Regions from separate parts of the Homo sapiens genome. Here all the other regions are linked to region 1. Evidence: chromatin loops called from intact Hi-C (ENCODE). Cell type or tissue: gastrocnemius medialis. All regions are shown on one strand. Links, peaks and the distances in the headings refer to the core of each region. The heading gives the core; the rest is flanking DNA. Region 1 overlaps DPF3 (double PHD fingers 3). Region 2 overlaps RGS6 (regulator of G protein signaling 6). Region 3 overlaps LOC107984711 (a long non-coding RNA gene).

The links. A loop is a pair of places that touch in the nucleus more often than their neighbours do. Peaks named below come from ENCODE experiments on the same cell type or tissue, not always from the same donor. Only the 100,000 strongest peaks of a DNase experiment are listed, where the experiment ranks them.
Region 2: a loop joins it to region 1, with 2.2 times the contacts of the local background. A loop is called at or near these places in 2 of 110 quality-filtered maps.
Region 3: it touches region 1 in a loop (4-fold over the local background); 28 of 110 quality-filtered maps call a loop at or near these places.

The regions. Positions count from the first base shown.
Region 1 is chr14:72,712,511-72,718,752 of GRCh38, reverse strand. DPF3 (double PHD fingers 3) reads left to right here. Exons shown (of 11, transcript NM_001280542.3): 6 at 4,252-4,330. Among named protein-coding and RNA genes, the nearest start is that of DPF3, 180 kb to the left of the region's middle. In gastrocnemius medialis, for the core only: no CTCF peak of the experiment used is centred there; DNase peaks (open chromatin) are centred at 2,654, 3,094, 3,382 and 3,752; H3K4me3 peaks cover 1,364 bases; H3K27ac peaks cover 5,000 bases.
Region 2 is chr14:72,562,450-72,568,691 of GRCh38, reverse strand. It overlaps RGS6 (regulator of G protein signaling 6), which reads right to left. Exons shown (of 18, transcript NM_001204424.2): 18 at 2,162-6,242. The coding sequence ends at 6,225. Among named protein-coding and RNA genes, the nearest start is that of MIR7843, 49 kb to the right of the region's middle. In gastrocnemius medialis, for the core only: no CTCF peak of the experiment used is centred there; DNase peaks (open chromatin) are centred at 3,221 and 4,971; H3K27ac peaks cover 3,220 bases.
Region 3 is chr14:72,901,222-72,907,463 of GRCh38, reverse strand. LOC107984711 (a long non-coding RNA gene) reads left to right here. Exons shown (of 3, transcript XR_001750998.1): 2 at 906-991. Among named protein-coding and RNA genes, the nearest start is that of DPF3, 10 kb to the right of the region's middle. In gastrocnemius medialis, for the core only: a CTCF peak has its summit at 2,326 (motif pointing right); a DNase peak (open chromatin) is centred at 2,343; H3K27ac peaks cover 2,835 bases.

The DNA of each region.
Region 1 (6,242 bases), core at 849-5,848:
TGGTTCTCAATTTTTTTGATCTCAGGAATTCCTTACACTGAGAGCCCCCAAAGGCTGTTATTCAGGTTATAACCAGTAATATTCATACCACTAATGATATTTGCCATTTTAGAAATTAAAAAGGTTGTCTCTCTGAACCTATTGTGGTTTAAGAGGTAGCCCAGTAAAAAAGATTTACAAGAAAAATAAAACAAATTTTAAACTAGAGAATACACACACAGTGACAGCATCGTCACGTGTCATGTCGCCTCTGGAAGACTCCACTGGATGCCTGTGAGAGCGTGAGAGTGAACAAGGCAGATCACGTTTTAGGACTCCTATGAAAATAGTTCAGACACTGCAGAGTCCCTGAAAGGACACTCAGGGATCCCCCAGGATTCCTGGGCCACACTGTTTGAGAACAACTGGTATAGAAGATCTAGCTCTCTGCTTGGGACCGAGTCTGTCCTAGTCAAGGGTCTTTCAGCTTCAATAAAAATGGGAAGGATTTGAAAAGCTGCCAGGCCACTGCCCCAAATTTGAGCAACCTTTGAAGATCCAAACCACAGGAAGAGCAGGAACATGGCAGGGACTTAGCATTGGGAAACAGGAACCCAGGTGGTTTCTGGCCTCTACTTCTCCCTCCTTCATTCTTCCTGCTTCCATGTGTACATGGCCCCATAAGGCTCCTGAATGTATGGGCCCTCAGTTCAAGTGGCCTATACTAGCTAGGGTCACTGTTTTCTAATTCCAAACCCCTTGGAGGTAGGATCTGATTGGCCCAGCTTGAATCAGGTGACTACTCCCGAGCCAGCCAATCAACTGTGGCCAGTGGGACAGGGCCATGTGGTACACTCATGGCTGCCATGGCCCAGCAGTGTGGGAATACTGGTAGAGAGGAATGAAGTAGGGTGGGCAGTTCTTGGGGAAGAAGGATTGGCTTCCTTTGGCTGGTCACCTTCAAAGCTTTCTATAACAGAGCCTGGAGACCTAGGTCCTGCTCCTTCTGCTGGCCCTGGGACTGTGGACAGGTGAGAACCTGCTTCATCAAGGGCCAGCTAGGAATCATAACACTGCTTGGTCTAACTCATAGGGTTATTGTAGGAATTAACTGAGTTACTATATGCAAAAGAGCTTTGCACGCTATGTGCTAAGTGTTAGGGGGTCATAATAAAGTATAGAATGCCATTTTTGCCCTCAAGGACCTTCGAATCAAACTGGGAAGAAGATGCTAATACCCATGATACCATTAGAAACAGCAGGCACCTGACTGTGCACTAACCAAAGGCAACAGGAGTTCAGAGGAGAGAGATCAGCCTAGGCAAGGAGGGGGGAAATGATGTGTTGAGTGCTTCCTGTGGACTTAGTGCTGTCCCCTGTGGTTTCACACACTCTCAGCTCAAACTCTCTCAACAGCTCTGCTATATAGGTGTTGGTGTGCTCATTTTACAGTTGAGAAAACTAAAAGTTAGAGAAGTAACTTGCCCAAGACACATAGCTGGTGTTTCAACCTGTGTCTATCTGACTTTAAGCGGATGCTCTTTTCACTCCTTAGTGTGGCAAGAGGAAGATTCTTGGAGGAGTGGAGGTTAGCAAGGGCAAAGCCTGGATCAGATGTGCATGGGCAGAGGAGAGCACAATCATGGGGTGAACCCGAGGGGATCAGCACTAGGTTGCCACTGGCTGTGTAAGTGGGTTGTAGATGGCAATGAATGAATGAACGTGTGAATGCGTGAACCTATGACCATGGGCTCCTGTCTTTCATCCCTTTGTCTAATGGTCTGAAAGTCCCTTGGGATGGACTAGGGGGGCAGTGTGGAGGTAGATCCCCCGTTAGGGTGGACTAGGGGGGCAATGTGGAGGTAGATCCCCCTTAGTGGGTTCTTTGAACAGCTCAGGGGTCAGTCGATGAGCTCCTGGATTAGGGTGTGCAATGGAAAGGAAATGCAAAGCCTAGATGGCCTTTGGAGGAAGAAGCAATAACATTTGGATACAGAGAATGAAGGAGAAGAACCAGAGATGACTGACTCGCTGCCTGCCTGATTGATTCATCCATTTGGCGAATGTTTATTAAGTGCTTCTTATGTGGCTGGCCCTGTGCCAGGTTCTGAGACTAGTGGGGGCCAAAATAAACATGGTCTCCACCATGTTTGTCTCTCCATGTAGGGGAGACAAAATCAACTTGTAAACCAACACAGGTATAATCTAATGCCAGACAGCGCTCAGTGCCATGATGAAATGGGAGGGGAAAGAAAACAATGGAGAGGGTGTGAGTGGATGTAAGTTGGTCAGGGAGGGCTTCTCTGAGGAGGTGACATTTGAGAAGGCCAAGTAGGATTCTGAGTTTCCAAACCTGAGATCTTCTAAGAGACCCTAAGAGTGCTGCTGCCTCAGGAAGAGTCCCTTGCATGTCCCCTGAAGTGCCCTATAGACACGATCCCCATTTTGCAATTGAGGAAACTGAGGCAAAGCGAGTGTGGCACAGAGTCACTCTGCTGGTCAGCCCTGCTGTAGGAGATGAAAACCTGGCTCCCACAGCACCCTCCCTTTCCTGCTGGCAGCTCCCCCAGAAGCCCTCGTACATCCAGTTCTGCTCGACTCCTCCCCTTCCCCATGGAGGTATTTTTAGTCTCCCAGAGCCCCTTCCCCAGTCTGCTGTTGCCTCGTCATTCTGCTTGACTTGCTTTCACCTGCTCAGAGGCGGCTGTGACAGGGCTGCAGGCTACATGTCAAGCTGTCCCTGGCTTCACAGAGGGGTGTGGAGGGGGAGGGCAGCTGAGGGTGACCACCCTCGGCAGTGCGGGCAGGCAGGAGGCCTGTCAGTGCCCGGGGTGACTGCCAGCACCTACAGATCCTTCTTGGGGTCAACTCTGAGTAATGAGGGCGAGGGGAGGAGGGCTGCTGGCTGTCAGCGCTGCAGGGGTGGGGTGGGGAGGGAGACTGGTGGGAGGGAGGGAGGAAGTGGAATTTGTTTTGGAGAGAGACAAGCTGAGGAGGTGGCAGAGGTGGTAGCTTGGCAGGTGGTGTTGATTGGGAAGTGGGTGTGTTTTCTGAGTGGGTGTGTTGCAGGCCTAGGGTACAGGCCTTTCCACTGTGAAGTCCCCGGTGAGTGTGTACATGGAGTGTGTGTGTGCACAGAGTGTGAGTGTGTGTGTGAGAGTATCCAAGGCCTTTCCACCATCAAGTCCCCATGGCCACTTTTCCAAGCCAGGCCCCAGGGGCTGCCCCATTTCCCCTGCACCCCAGGCTGCTGCCAGGTCTTATTCCTCACCTGCTGCCCCTTCCTCTCTGTCCCCAAAGACCCCGACAGGCCCTTTCCTTGGTTGGGAGTTGACTGCTACTCATTACCAAAGAATGACCTGGAGAGGCGAGGGTGCTATACACGTGACCAGTGTGGGACTTACAAAGGTTTAAAAATAAACCTCGCTGTGTTCTTGTCACCACCGCCCTGGGGCTGCAGAGCTGCCAGCAACCTCTCTGACTGGGCTCTTTGATTCTTGAAGGTAGAGCTCATTCCACCGCCACCCTGGGAGATTCACACAGGGTGGTGGTATCAGAAGTCCAGCCCAGGAGACCATGGGGGTCAAGGTCTTCGTCACTGGCTGAAGGCCCAAGGCAGACCACACAGGGAGGCCTTAGCCAAAGCCCACCCCTACTGAGTAGGCCAAGCATGGGCTGGTGGCGGGAGCTCCCCTGTAGCTACACTCGTGCACTGGGCCTGGATGTCAGGACTGTCTGGCTCTTGCGACACTGCGGGGATGGACACAGAAGCCTAGCCTTGCCCCCGTCAGGCCTTGCTCCTGATACGTGCATCAGCTGGTCTGCTGAGGGGCCTGGGGTTGTCAACCTCAGCTGTGTCAGTGAAGCTAGGAGGCTAAGGAGCAGGAGGAAGCGGCCTCAGTGGCACGGTAGTGTGTGGGAATTTGGTAGAGGAGGGCTTTTCAGTACAGCTGCCCTGAGTAGCCGAACGACCTTGGGCAAGCTACTTAACCTCTCTATGGCTTCAGTCCTTTGGTTTGTAAAATGGGGACCCTAGTAGAAACCACCTCTTGGAGTTGTGAACATTTAATGAGGTGATACAGGTGAGCAACTGAGTGATTTGGGGGCATGTCTCCTGACCTCTCTGGGCCTCAGTTTCCTCCCCTGTAAGATGGGACTGGTGTTGGCACAAAAGTTGGGATGAAGACGGTGTAAGGAGCTCGCAGAGCGCATGCTCCGGAGCTGTAGTGATGACCATGGTAACAAGCATCCTGTACCCCAATGTCTCCCCAGGCTCGCGGCTCTGCAGGGGGCAGGAGGAGGCACGACGCCGCCTCTCAGGAAGACCACGACAAACCTTACGTCTGTGACAGTAAGTATGGGCCGGTCCCACCTTCCTTCCTCCCTGTGCGCCTGCCCCCAGGGCCCCTCTTCCCTGTGCTTCCTTGGCCATCCGCCTGCCAACCTCAGTGTGTGCTCTCCTCTTCCTCTGTCTGCACCCCAGCTTACTCGCCTGCCGCCTCCACCGCAGTCACCACTTCCTTGGGCCTCTGCTGCCCCAGGGGGTTTCTGCAGAGGGGAAGCCAGCTGGGGTGGCCCCCACCCTCAGTTCTGCACCCCCACCTCCTGCCATGCCTCCTGTGTGGCTCTCCTCCGGCTCTCTCTCTCACGCGCTCTGTCTCCTTTAAGATTCATCCTCTATTTCTTTCTGTATTTCAGAGAGTTACAAACAAAAGCATAACTCAAAACCCTCCGACAAAGGTACTTGGCTCGCCATGGCTTTTCATTTGTTTCCCTTTAATTTCCTTTCCCTCTTCCTCTCCTGTCCTAGGTAGGGCAAGTTATGAATCTTTCTATGACGATGACTTACTTTAATAAATGGCCCTCAATCTATCTCCAGCCTTTCTTGCTTGCTTCAGAAACATCTTTTGGACAAGCGACTGCCTGGCTGGCTCCTGAGTTTAGGGCGTGCAGACAGAGCTAGGGAGCCCACGGGAGGGGAGTCGCAGGGAGCCAGGGCAGTGGGTGGACCTCGGGAAACCTGCAGCTTGATGAGGGAGGTGGTCAGCTCCAGACAGCAGAGCACTGGGAGGCAGATTGAAAACCTGTGCCCTAGTCATCTTCTCACTGTACCGGGTACCATTTGCTCATTCTATGGGAGGGCAGCCCTCACCACCACACTCCTAATGATCTTCACTTGCCGTCTTCTCCTCTCTGAGGATGCAGAGCTTCGCCATAGGAGGGAAGAGGCTGCAGCGAGGATGGCAGTGAAACAGTCGAGGCTGGACCCTGGCACGGGTCTCCCTCTGGGTGTCCCACCCATCTCGCCAGGGTCTGCAGTCTCCCTGAAGGCAGGGAGAGAGCTGGCAAGGCGGGGTAGGGGTGGGGCCCAGGGAGCACCCTGGGGGTGGTGTCTTTTGTCTCCCCCTTCACTGGCCTCTTTTGATTTCAAAAAGTTGTTCTGTGTCCAATGGGGTGACAGCTGGTTGGAGAACATTTTGCTAGAAGAACTCAAACTCCATGACTCCCATTTGGCTGCTTAATACTCCATGCAGATGCCATTCCTGAGATGACTCCTGCAGGTAACGTCTCCACCCCAAAGCAGTTCTAGTCCAGGATGAGGAAGGAGCAGGGCATGGGGTCTGATGCCTTTTGGCAGCACCAGGAGGTGCCTGCCTTGGCCTGGGTCTTGCTTCCTACATGGCGTTCAGTTTCACTCTGATACATAGAAGCCCCAGCATGCTGACCCTTGAGAGACTGGCTGTAAGCCATGGGCTGGGAAGGGCCCTCAGACCGTCTTGGGCTTTCTAGCTGTGTTTGGCTTGACCAGCACATCTATCAAGAATGCCAACAACTGCTTTGGAACTGGGGCATTGCTACTATATTCTTCGTTTATTCATTTTTATTTATTTAATTTTTTAAGAGACGCTCTTGCGTTGTCACCCAGGCTGGAGTACAGTGGTGCAATCATAGGATTATAGCTCACTACAGCCTTGACCTCCTGGACTCAAGCCATCCTCCTGCCTCAGCATACGCAGTAGCTAGGACTACAGGCCCATGCCACTATGCTTGGCTAAGTTTTTAAAATTTTCTGTAGAGATGGGGTCTTGCCCAGGCTGGTCTTGAACTCCTGGTTTCAAGTGATCCTCCTGCCTCAGCCTCCCAAAGTGCTGGGATTACAGGTGTGAGCCACTGCACCCAGCCATTTGTTCCTCTTTTAAAATGCTTTATCTTCGTATGTAATTGTCTGCTACTATAGACCGTGGGATCCCTTTTTGCTCTAT
Region 2 (6,242 bases), core at 592-5,591, 150 kb after region 1:
GCAGCGGGAATCTGCACTGTTTCCATTTTCCATGTGGGGTCTGGGGAGGGCGCCTCCGGCCCGCCACTCTGCTGTTTCTCAGGCCTAATGCAGGGTTATTGATGGAGGCCACCCAAGTGACACACAGGGAACCAGGTCCTCACTGGGAAGAAGGGAGCCAGGGGCTTGTCAGAGGCAGAGAGAGGCCGCTGCCCACACAGGCAAACAAAGCCTACAGCCTCGAGGTTGGCGGGAAGGGCAGCTCTCAGGGGCCAGGCTGCCAGGGAAGTTGTCCGTCTGGCAGGGATTTGCAAACATACCCTCCCTTCACCGCCTTTCAATGCCTATCTCAGACATGGCTCCAGCTAACACCAGCACCCATTTCGTGAACATTTACCATGTGTCAGGCCCAGGCTAAGCCCTCTAGATTAATTCACAGCCACCCGAAGATTTTGAAATTCTCATTCTTGTTTCACAAATGAGGACACTAAGGCTCAGAATGAGGGTGGCTCTGGGGCTCTGCACTCAGGGGCTGTTACTTCGTTTTGTCTGCTGAAATAAGCCAGACCTGGCCAGGAGACACCTCAGGGCTCTGAGGAGGAGAACCGAGCCCACACTTCAAGCGAGGAAGAGCGTACCAGAGAGCTCTGTGACAGATGGAGCTCACGTGGCTACACCCGACACCCCAGGCCCCTTTAAAATAAGCCAGATTCCACAGCCTCTTTTTGGCCAGGGGGCCCTGCTCCTCTGTGTATGGGGTCTGGGGCAGATCCAGTAACCCCCATTGTGGGCGCTGAAGGGCTGTGTACAGGGAACGGGCCCAGCTGCAGGTGTCGGAAGTCCCACGACGGGGGTCAGGGGTTCATATGGGTGTTTCTGTGAAGGAAGGGTGGCGGAGGGAGAGCCTGCTGGGCAGAGCTCTGTGGGCCCAGGAGGGGATATGCCTCTCAGAGAACTACTTGGGTTTGGAGGTTGCCACATCCCAGGAAAAGTTCTAGGATCAGAGACACTCATCAGAGGCCCTGGTGGTTCCTCAGAGGCTGGGATCAATGAACAATTGGAGGCTGGCAGCAAAGGAGAGGACAGCTTCATGCCTGTTATGCCACAGGTCCCCAGAAGGGTGTAGGGAGAGAGGCAGCTGTCAGGATGGCTCTCATTCTTGGACCGGCACAGCTTTTTGTGTTATAACTGGTAGCCTCAAATCTCCATCTTGATTCTGGACCTGAAAGCAGAGCCCTGCTCGTGGCGGTCAGGGTAGAGTGCATGCACAGCAACAGCCCGATAAGCAAAGATTCTGGAACTAAGCCAGATGGTCCAGCTGAGAAGGCAGGCGCAGCTTGGGTTCCCTGGAGGTGGTGGCCATGGTCAAAGAGGACAGGCTCTTTTGGGGATGGACCAGGACGTGAGGTGGGACATGTTATGGACCTGAGGCAGATGTGACTTGATCTTAACTCTGTGGGGCAGAAAATCCTGCACAAGGGGGTGGCCCAGGGATTGAAAGATGAGTTGGTTCCCTTCTAGCTGTGACTGGAGTCCCATTTTCATGCCTCTGAAATCATTTCTACCTTTAGGAGCAAAATTTCTGCCACTGAAGTATGCAGCTAGGTGTTGGCTTTCTCATTAATAGAGGGATTGCAGTACACTAGCACTGCCTTTTTACCTTGCGCTCATCCTCCTCTTGTCAGCCTGACGCTCAGGCTCTCAGAGTCCAGCTGCTTTGGCGTTAGTGGGAAGTGCAACTGTCTGTCGCTCAGGAAACCGAGACTCTGTGTAAGAAGCACCGTCTGTATGCAGCAGACTTTGACCCTGGGATCTTATTCAAGAGGGTGTCAGAGCAGCCACAGGGTTTTGCACCTGAGTACAGACAATGGGGTCTGGAGAACCCCCCAGCCAAGGAGACCCTGGCAGAGTCAGGGACTTCAGCCTTATGGTGACACCACTGTCTCTACCTACCAGGATGAGTCCAATGCCCCAGAGATCTGGTTTTTCTGTGCTGCCTGGCAGCCTGGTTGGGAGTGAGAAGGAAACAGGTGTGTGTGTGTGTGTGTGTGTGTGTGTGTGTGTGTGTGTGTGTGTGTGTGTGATAATGGGGAAGGGTGGAGTGTGGGGAGGGGTGGTCGATTTTTCTAGAGGTACATCCTGCCCAACGAACCCCCAAACCAAGGAGCCACACAGAGTTAGCTGGATTGAAGTGGGTTCAAGTCATTTATTTTTAGACTGTACCAGCATGTTTGGTTCTGGGGTCCAATCCCCAAATTCCAGAAAAATAAACTAAAGAGAACCACATGCACTAAGAGGAGGCCATTCCGATGAGTCCGTGATCATGCGGTGAGTGGGCTTAGAGTATAGAACAGGGACCCCTGGTATGGAGCAGGGCCTTCCCTCCCCAGACAGCTGACAGCAGCTGGCTCTGAGCCCTCATCGGGGCTGGGGAGAGGGCCAAGTCCTGGTCATTTGGACCCTGTCCCCGTATAGACCCGGGCCCTTTATTGCTACATTTGCTACTTTGCTACTTTATGGCCCCTGGGTCTAGCCCAGGGGATGCCTTATCACTGGGTGGTACTAATGAGTAGGTTGCTGGCATCTGCTGTTGCTATGGTTACACGAGCACAGGCCTCTCTTCAGAGGGTCCCATGGTGAGTTATTAGTGATTCGTCTGGCCACTATTCAACTTATCCCATGGTCTTTGCTACATATTCAACTTGGGCAGCTCCTTTTTGAGGCTGGTGGTGCATTATCTCCCCCCGAGCCCAGAGTTTCCCAGCTCCTGGACCTTGCAGCAACACCTCCCTCCAATACATTCTGCAGGGCCCAAAGGAAGAGAGCCCTTAATCCTTTCCCTCTTCTGGGAAGGCTTTCCTGGTGGTGGTTTTTGAAGCACATGTATATGGAGCAGAACAGGAGGGATGCATTTTAGGAAAAACATCACCTTCCACAATCACCAAGGGGGCCAGTTGGGTGGCAGGCTCCTGGTTCAGCGTCCTGTTGGTGAGGTAGTTTGAAATCCCAGGAATCCTGCCAGGGAAGAAGCCCCTGGAGCATGTCCCCATGTGTTCAGCTAGTCCAAGCTGCAACTCAGAGTCGCAAGAGGTCCCTCCCAGGATGCTGGCCCGGTACCTGACCACTTAGCGGTGGTGAGCCTGGAGCGCAGGCCCAGCTGACTGCACTGGCAGTTGGGCCCTGCTTTGTTCCTGGGGTATAGCAACACCTTCCCAGGAGAACAAAGCTGACGCATCACTTTCTAGAAGGGCAGGAGGCTCCTCCCCAGCCCAGAGAGTTCCTGCTGCTTAGTTCAGGCCATCTGGCTGCGGCTGGACGTTTATATGTGCCAGCCTACAAGCTTTCCTCTTCCCATGTAGGGAAAGGTTATTTTAGTCAGATGCCAGTGCCTGGTGCCTTGTGTGTCTAACCCGACGGGTGGGTGGTCACTTGCTGCAGCTGCCCTGATGCTGTGGTTGTGGGGCTGCCAAGATGTGGCTGGAGAGCACTTTTCCTCATAGGGAGGAGTCCTAGGCCCAGAGACCACACCCAGTCAGGGAGGCTAAGGCAGCTTCTAGGGGGAAGGGACGGGGTAGGGGAATTTGCTTTGCTACAGAATTGCCTGCAAACATCTAATCTAGTCTGAATTTTTGGCTGTGTAGACCAGGCCAATGGGGGACGGGCCAAGACCAGATTTTCCAAATGTACTTGCATGACCAAGTTCTGCGTGGTAGATGGACCTTGGATAGGCAGCCTCGTTCCACTCCCTTCTTGCAAAGCTTCTGGCTTGATCTACTGGGGAACATGAGTGCCTTAGCTGTGGGGTGGTGTGAGAGTATTATTGCTCTGGGTTTGAGTCCATCTGAAGTCTCCCTAGCTCCGTTGTGCTTACTGACCCTCCCCTCTGGATGTCCCCAGAGGTGCTTGTAAGCCTGCAGCCAGCTCCATCTCAGGGCCACAGTCCACCTGGCTCTGGTCAGATCCTCTGGGGATCTCCAGGGTGAGACCAGTCAGAAGGAGAAGGGGGCACAGAGGGAATGGCCAAGAAGCCAACCCTGCCCTGTCTGCAGCCTGGCTTAGAAAGCCCCTGCATCATGGGGAGGAGCAGGGGGCAGCCAGGCCCCTTGCCCTGGATAACTGAGGGCACTGAGGTGCCTGCTGCTTGGGAACACCCTTTGCCCTATGCCTAGGGGTCAGCACAGCCCGGGGATCCTTGGGCAAGGCTGGGGGCAAATGAACTTAGACTGTAATTTTGTTCTGAAACATGAGGTTTATACAAAGAGAAAGAGGATGAAAGGGGCCTGTCAAAAGACCCCATAACTTGGAATGGGGCTTTATGCCATTGATTTACTCATCAAGTGGTTAGTGCCTCCAAAGTACCAGCCTCTGTGCTGAGCATGTGCAGGTGTCCAGCAAGAATTGCTGCCTCTGAGACACTGAGGACTCAACATCTGTCATCTCTCTGGTTTCCACTGTACCTCCAAGAGAGGAACCATTGCCAGTGGGGGAAACTTGGGCATGGTAGTCAAGAACTCACAAGGATACAACATAACGAAGACTCCTAATGCCCGCGATGGCACTGCTGTGAGGGACAGAAGGCTGGTGCCCTGGGGACAGGGCTGTGTGGAAGCAGACATAGACAGGACTTGGAGGTGGTGGGGTGGAAAGATGGGTCACTGGGGAGCACCCAGGAGGCCGGGTCTGCAAATAAGCAAGCATCTGAGCCTTTGGTCACCAGCTGGCGAATTTGGCTGCATGAGAAAAGAAATACCAGCGATCGCTTTATTGCTTCTATGTTTTTTGTTTATATGCTCCCAAGAGAGATTTTTTTTTTTACCTATGACCAAAAATAGATCAAAGGAGGGTAGTCATAGCAAGTGGGGGAGTGAATGTCTGGATTCAAAACAGGTTACTTAATACAGCTCTGTCTGTGGGCTCATGGGTGTCACAATAACAATGACAATGATGATAGTATTAGCTACCGTTTGCTAAGCACCTACTGCGTATCAGGCACCTGACTCGGTGCTTTACATACATTACCTCACAGCCAGGTTGGCAAATGGTCATTTTGACACACACACACAGGGAATACAGGTGGATCTTTTGCAGGTTTTTGCATTTCCCCTAGGTGACCGGTTTAGAGGGGTGCTTTGGCTGGGCCTTCAGATAAAGACTGGGAGGAGAGCCCTGTGGCCTGGCCTGGTCCCTTCGTAGCATACTCTGCCCCAGCTTCACACACAAAGGAGACCTGACCCAGCAAGGGTCTCACTGTGCCTGTCAGGATGCCACCACGTGGGGGCTGCCAGCCCTGCAATCCAGCCACCTCCTGGGCTGGGGACCCTCCCAGCTCCCACCTGGGGCTGCCAGAGGGGAGAATCCCAATGGCCCCTGAGTTCATGGCCATGTTTATTTTGAGTAAAACATGAGGGAATAAACCAAGGAGCAAGGGGGCAAAGCCAGAATAAATTATGAAATAATTTTCTAAAAGATGGTCAGCAGAATCCCCGCAGCTGTGAAACAAAAAGCTCTGTCATCTACAACAGTGCTTCCTCGAACGCTGGACCCTTGAGACATGTGACGGGACCTGAGGGCAGCCACCGGGCTGGCGGGGACCTCTCCGAACGCTGATCTCAAAGAGGGTGGAAAGACCTTGAGGCGGGGCAATCCGTGAGGTTGCTTTCTTGCTGAAGATGTGATTTGGACATTTTACGTGAAAGCAGTGCCTGGTGCTGGCAGTGACACCCGGGTGGCCACAGAGACGTGAGGGATGACAGGCGGCGGTGGGGATGTAGTGGCTGTAACTATGGGAGGTGCCAGGGAGGTGATGCAAATGCTGGATGTGCTCTCGGTCCACTCATGCCTCTTGAATTTGCCAGAAGGTGTGACCGTCTCCAGACAGCGAGGGAGTGAGGATAATAATATAATCTCAAGTGATAGTCGTGACAGGAACCCCACGACGTGTTCTCCCCTGAATGAGCTGGGATCAGGGCCTCTTAGCGAGTGGAGTGTTGGAATACAACTGTACAAAGAAGAGAGGGCTGTAAACAGGAGCCTCCACCGGGCCCAGCCCAGGCTCTGTGGACTCTTTCTTTCTGGTCTCCCCATTCACCCACCGAGTCTCCCCACCATCGCCCTTCATTGCCCTCACTCTTTCTCCTTCACAGTGACCAAGTCTCCTCGTAAGGAAACTCTGTCCGCAGATGTGGAGCGCCGCCGCCTGCCTGTGGGGTCCGCGGGCCCAGGCCCTGGACCTGCGGTAGGAACGGTCAGGAGGACTGCATCAG
Region 3 (6,242 bases), core at 404-5,403, 190 kb before region 1:
AGGATTTCAAGACCAGCCTGGGCAAGACAGCGAGACCCTGACTCTCTTGGGAGACCAGGTCCTGCTCTAGTGGCTGGTCTGCATGCAAAAGCGCCCCCAGGCTTGGCCCAGCCCCTTGGGATTCACCCCGCTTTTAGAAATGTAGAGTAAGTTCCAGAGTGCTTGGACATCCTTTCCTAAAGGGCTTTGTGTGGGGGACAGATTTGCACCCCTTTTCCAGCAGCACCATGTGCTCTTGATGCATTTAAGGCATCTGCTCTCCATTTATTCTCCTGATCCCAGAAAGAAGATTGGGAATAATTATTTGAGTTTTCAGTCTGTGCTCTGGGTACCTCTTTGCAGAGTGTCTGAGGCATAAATCTGTCTGTGACTTCCGGGACAAATGAATAGTCATTTGAAACATCAGCCATGGGTAGGTGTGGCCTCTGGGGCTTTTCCACAAGGCAGGGCAGGGCTAATCTGTAAAATAACATTTGAGGCCATTCTGCTGGATGTTCAAGTTCAGGTACTTGACCATTCAGGGGACATAGATATAGGCTACAGGTACAACATGGCATTCACAAAGGAAGAAGCAGAAGGTGTTGTAGGTTTCATGAGCAAAGAAAGTAGTGTGGGTTGCAGTTTTGTTACAGGTGTAAGCAACAAAAAGAAAAAAAGATGAAAAAATAAAAGAAACAAAATGAAAGTGGCATGGTGCATGTCTTATATTTGCACAGGGGTTGCACAGGGAATGTCTCTCCAAGTTCTTGCAGCAGGGAGAAGGCAGGTTCCAAAGCATTGCTGGCTACCCCAGCAATCGGGGCACTATGAGCAAACTGGATCAGTGCATACTAAGGCTGTTTTTTTTTTTTTTTTAATTTTTTTCTTCTCATGCCTTGCATTCCTTCTGGGCAAAACTGGAATAGTTCGGGAATTCTTGCTTCATGTGCTGTTGAGTCTACTGAATCTAAGTTTCTGGCAACAAACGAACTAGATGGGCAAACAATTTGAGGTAAGTGTGTGAGGTTAATTTTTTCTTCTGCTCTCAATGAATAACAGATCTGATGCAAAAACAGCTCTGGCTATGGAAGTGGGCATCTTTTTCCCCCCATCTGACTCAGCATAGGTGAGAAATAACTTGAACATGTTTTACTGCTCTAATGGTATGCAGGATCACAGGTCATCTTTTCTTAGAGGAAAGTCTCTGCTCCCCTTGAATTTGCAGATGGACTCACCAAAGCTCAGCAAGGAAAAGAGGAATTATAAAGAGGACTTAATTAATTCATTATTTTTTTTTGAGACACAGTCTCACTCTGTCATCCAAGCTGGAGTGCAGTGGTGCAATCTCCACTCACTGCAACCTCTGCCTTCCAGGTTCAAGCCATTCTCCCACCTCAGTCTCCTGAGTAGCTGGGACTACGGGCATGTGCCACCACACCCGGCTAATTTTTGTATTTTTAGTATAGACAGGGTTTCGCCATGTTGGCCAGGATGGTCTCGAACTCCTGACCTCAGGTGATGCGCCTGCCTTGGCCTCCCAAAGTGCCAAGATTACAGACGTGAGCCATTGCACCTGGCCAAGAGGATTTACTTTTGTTACAACATGTATATTTTGGTTGATCCAGTGGAGTAATTTCTTTAATTTCAGCTAAGTGATCTAGCCATGGTTCTTACTCAACTATATCACTCAGAAAGTATCCTAAGATCTGGCTGGGCATGGTGGCTCACACCTGTAATCCCAGCAGTTTGGGAGGCTGAGGCGGGCGGATCACATGAGGCCAGGAGTTGGAGAGCAGTCTGGGCAAATGGCGAAACCCTGTCTCTACTAAAAATACAAAAATTAGACAGGCGTGATGGCCCCCCTCTAGTCCCAGCTACTCGGAAGCCTGAGATAGGAGAAACACTTGAACCCGGGAGGCGGAGGTTGCAGTGAGCTGAGATCGCACCACTGCACTCCAGCCTGGGTGACTGAGTGAGATTCTGTCTCAAAAAAAAAAAAAAAAAAAAAAGTATCCTAAGATCTGAGCAGTCAAGTTTTTCATTGCTGCATCGGTTTGACAGGTGGTGTATTCTTTACATGTCAATATCCTGATGGGGCATTAATGCAGGACTGTCTGTCATGGACCTAATTGTCATTCACTTTCAACAAACATCTCATGAATACTTACTATGTTCCAGAACTTCTTGACAGAAGAACTCGTTTGTGTCATAGTGGTGCTCCTTCAACCTTTTCCTGCCTTCCAGGTACCCATGTAAATATTGCTGTTTGGCAGTTCCTTCTAGAGCTGGAACCCAACAGGATTTCCCAACTTTATGACTTTCAAAGGGTGGCATCCCTGCTCACTGACACTAGAGGGCGCCCAATTGCCAGTAACAAATTTGGGCACTGGGATTTAGGGCACTGTTTGAAAACTTGTTTTACTCTTCAGCAAAAAACAGTTGCACAACTTCATCCTCCTCCCAATGGGGCATCAAAGAAGGAGACACTCTAATGTGGACTAGACGTTGGTTTGTTTCCATTAAGGCTTGCTTTCCTAAAACCCAGGCTTTTGGACTATCCCTGAGAACAGTGAGTAACTTGTTAGTAATTGCATATCCTGGTTGTTGCATTTAATCCCATCCTGCTGTCATCCACCACATCCCTATCTAATTCCAGAATATCTCAGCATGAAGCTCTCGAAAGGACTGGCTCCTTTCTAAACCTCAAAAGGCTTACAGACAGACCAGTCCGGTTCTCATTTTGCTCTCTGTTTTGTCTAATGCCCCTTTTCCTTGAACACAGGCAAGCCTTATCTCCCATTTTGGTCCAGGACTATCTGGCTACAATGAATTTGTTTGGTCTCATTCTGTTAACTCAGACTCCCTCTAACTCCACCATTCCTTGTCATCTGTTCTTTCCCTTCTTTGTTCCTGTTCAGCATCAACGAGTTCTCAATTTTGCATTTTCTATCTGGGAAGAAGGGAGAAGTATTTCTCAAGTGTTGACTGTGTGTCAGTTACTCTTCTTTATGTCACTTACAGTATCACATGCAGAAGCTGGTATGAATAGCCCCATTTTACAGATGAGTACACTGAGGTTCATGGTCAAGTCACCTGCCAGAGGTTGTGTACCTTGGAAGTAGTCAAGCTGGGATTCAGTTCTAGGGTTTTTGGATTTCTCTTTCTCCACTACCACCCTCCTTCCTTAGACTTTTATACTATTTGATATTGTCATCAGTGCTTCCAGTCATATTCCTTGTTTTTGTTCCTTGGTTTTGTCACATGAAAGTTTATCCAAAATTCATAATTCATGATCAAAACTAGCTAAAGACATTATAAAACTGAAAAAGGACCTCAATTCAGATGGAATTGTCCCTCCTACCCGCACTATATCTCAGAACTTAAAAGAAACCCAAATTTGAGGTAGGAGTAGCTTTGGTCATTAAGTAAAACAGGTTCTCAGTTCAGCCCGCATTGTGAGACTTCATTTGAGGAGTCACTCCAGAGTAGCTAATATACAAGATTTTTTTTTTTTTTTCTGTCTTGCTTTGTAGCTCAGGCTGGAGTACAGTGGTGTAATCATGGCTCACTGCAGCCTTGACCTCTGGACTTAGGCAATCCTCCCACCTCAGCCTTCAGGCTTCATATAAATATAGAAGCACCAAATTGAAAATTGAATCTCTTCTAATAGTCTCCATTTTCTACCTGTTTAACACAGTTCTAAAGGAGAAAATAGCCACAGAAATTTCTGGTATTTATTATGAGTAGAGAATTTTTAAAAATAGCTTAATTGAGATATAATTCATATACCATAAAATTTACCCACTTATAGTGTACAAAGCTGGGCATTATAGTGTACAAAGCTGGTTCCATGGCTTCTATCCATCTCTCCTGCTGTGGTCACTTGAGGTGGGAGGATCCTTTAGCCCAGGAGTCCAGCCTGGGCAACATAGTGAGATACTGTCTCTAAAAACAAACAAACAAACAAAGTACACAGTTCAATAGTGTTTAGTATATCCAGAGATATGTGCAGCCATCACCACAGTCAATTTGAGAACATTTTCATCACCTCGAGAAGAAACCCCATATCGTTCAGCTGTCCCCCTCCTATTCCCACACACTTGCCGTCTCCAGCCCTGAGTAACCACTAATCTCCTTCCTGGCCCTGTGGATTTCCATATTCTGGAATTTCATGAGAATTGAATCATAGAGTGTGCAGTCTTTTGTGACTGGCTTCTTTCACTTAGCACTATGTTTTCATGATTCATCCATGTTGTATTGTAGCATGTAACAGTACTTTTATTTTTTTTTACGGCGAAATAATGTTCTCTTGTATGGATACACCACCTTTGGCTTATCTATTTGTCTGCTGATGGACATTTGGGTTGCTTCCACCTTTTGGATATTGTGAATAATGCTGCCATAAACATTCATGTCCTGTTTCTTTGTGGACATATGTTTTCATTTCTCTTGGAGATATACCTAGGAGTGGAATAGCTGGGTCACATGGTAACTCTATGTTTAGTCATTTGTGGAACTGCTGGACTGCTTCCCAAAACAGCTGGACCATTTTACAATTACACCATCAGCATATTAGGGTTCTGATTTCTCCATTTCTCTGTTCTTAATAACAATTGTTATTTTTGACTTTTTGATTTTAGCCACCTAGTAGGTATGGAGTAGATTTTTTTTTTTTTTGTAAATAGAGAGAGAGTCTCACTATGTTGCTCAGGCTGGTTTTGAACTCCTGGCCTCAAGCCATCCTCCCTGTCTTGGTCTCCCAAACCGTTGGGATTATAGGTGTGAGCCACCTGGCTGGGCCTAGCTTTTTTTTTTTTTTTTTTTTTTTTTTAATGGGGAGGGATTTATATCACTAGATTTAGTAATTTGTGCTTTTACTTATTCTTGCAACTACCAATTATTAACCATCTGCTAGGCCTTGGGCCAGACTCTGGAGATTTAAGGTGTCCTATCTGGCCTCTACACCTTGTGGGATAGGAAAACAGAAAATGAGATGTACTAAAATACAAGTATTTTAATAGAGCTATTCATAAAACTGTGCAAAAACCCAAAGCAGCAAGTGCCTAACTTGAGATATATTTAATCCAAATAAGTGTTAGATTTAAGCTACTGAATGGCTACGATTAAAATGTTTACCATCAGCTTTATCAAAAGCCTTTCTAGAAACATGGTGGCTTTCAGAGTCGCTGTTAATGAGCCCACTTGTGTCTAGAAAATAGCCCTCACTTTCAGAATTGTCATTGAGTTACAACTATTACAATATGGTGACAATACAAATATGTGTCTGTTGTACATGGACACAATAAGTCGTGTTATCCTTTGATTGGTGAGAACAAAGAGCATCTGATGACTTTGGGATTCCAGGTACAGAAAATAAATTTCCTTTGCTGCTTAGGTCTTTAATAGTCCCATTTTATTGGATTTTTCGCCTTTCCCCTTACCAGAACCAATTACTTCCATTTTTTCCCTTCTCTCAGCAGTCCCACCTCGCTGATTTTCCCTGCTCCATTTCCTCTATCTTTATTTACTTCGGGGTTCTCTGGGCTGTGCCTCTGTCCCAGAACCCATTGCTGCATTGGAGAAGTTGTCCTCAGCCTGGCTGCCCTGTTGGCTTAGATGCATTTAAAATGCACAGGGCCCTCTGTGGGCTTTAGGAACATTTGCTCACCTTCTTCTCTTTTCCTCTGGAGTAGCATAAACATGGAGTTGAGGTCCTTTTGCAACTATACAGGCCAGAGTTCATTGCCCGAGGCTGTCTGAGAACAGAAAACACCTGCTTTATTTCAGCAGGCCTCTGTCTCCCTCTTTGCCAGAGTGGGGGACATTTTAGGTTCCGTGGCTTCCATCCATCTCTCCTGCTGCGGTCACCTATTTTTATATGGTGGTGTAAATATCTGCAGGACAACAAGACTTAATATGCCCTCCTGTGCTTGGCTTGTAGACTTCTCCTGGATGATTCCTGACTAATGACAGAGTAGAAGCCTGAGGTCATGTAAATGTTGTGAGTGAGGGAAACAGGTGCCTGGGAGTGTCACCACACTTAAAGCAACACCCTGTAGAAAGCCCTCTTTGGGGGCCTTTGAGGCATCCACCTTTGCAGATGAAAAAAAGCTTCTCTAACCAAGAAATGGCCAAGGGGTGAATTTTCTTTCTTCACATGTATGTATAGTTTTAAGGAATTTTGTTCATGCATGTCTTGGTCACTCCCCATGGTGGTAATAAGGGACAGTGTTTTTCTCCTGTTCCATTCTGTCCCTGTCTGC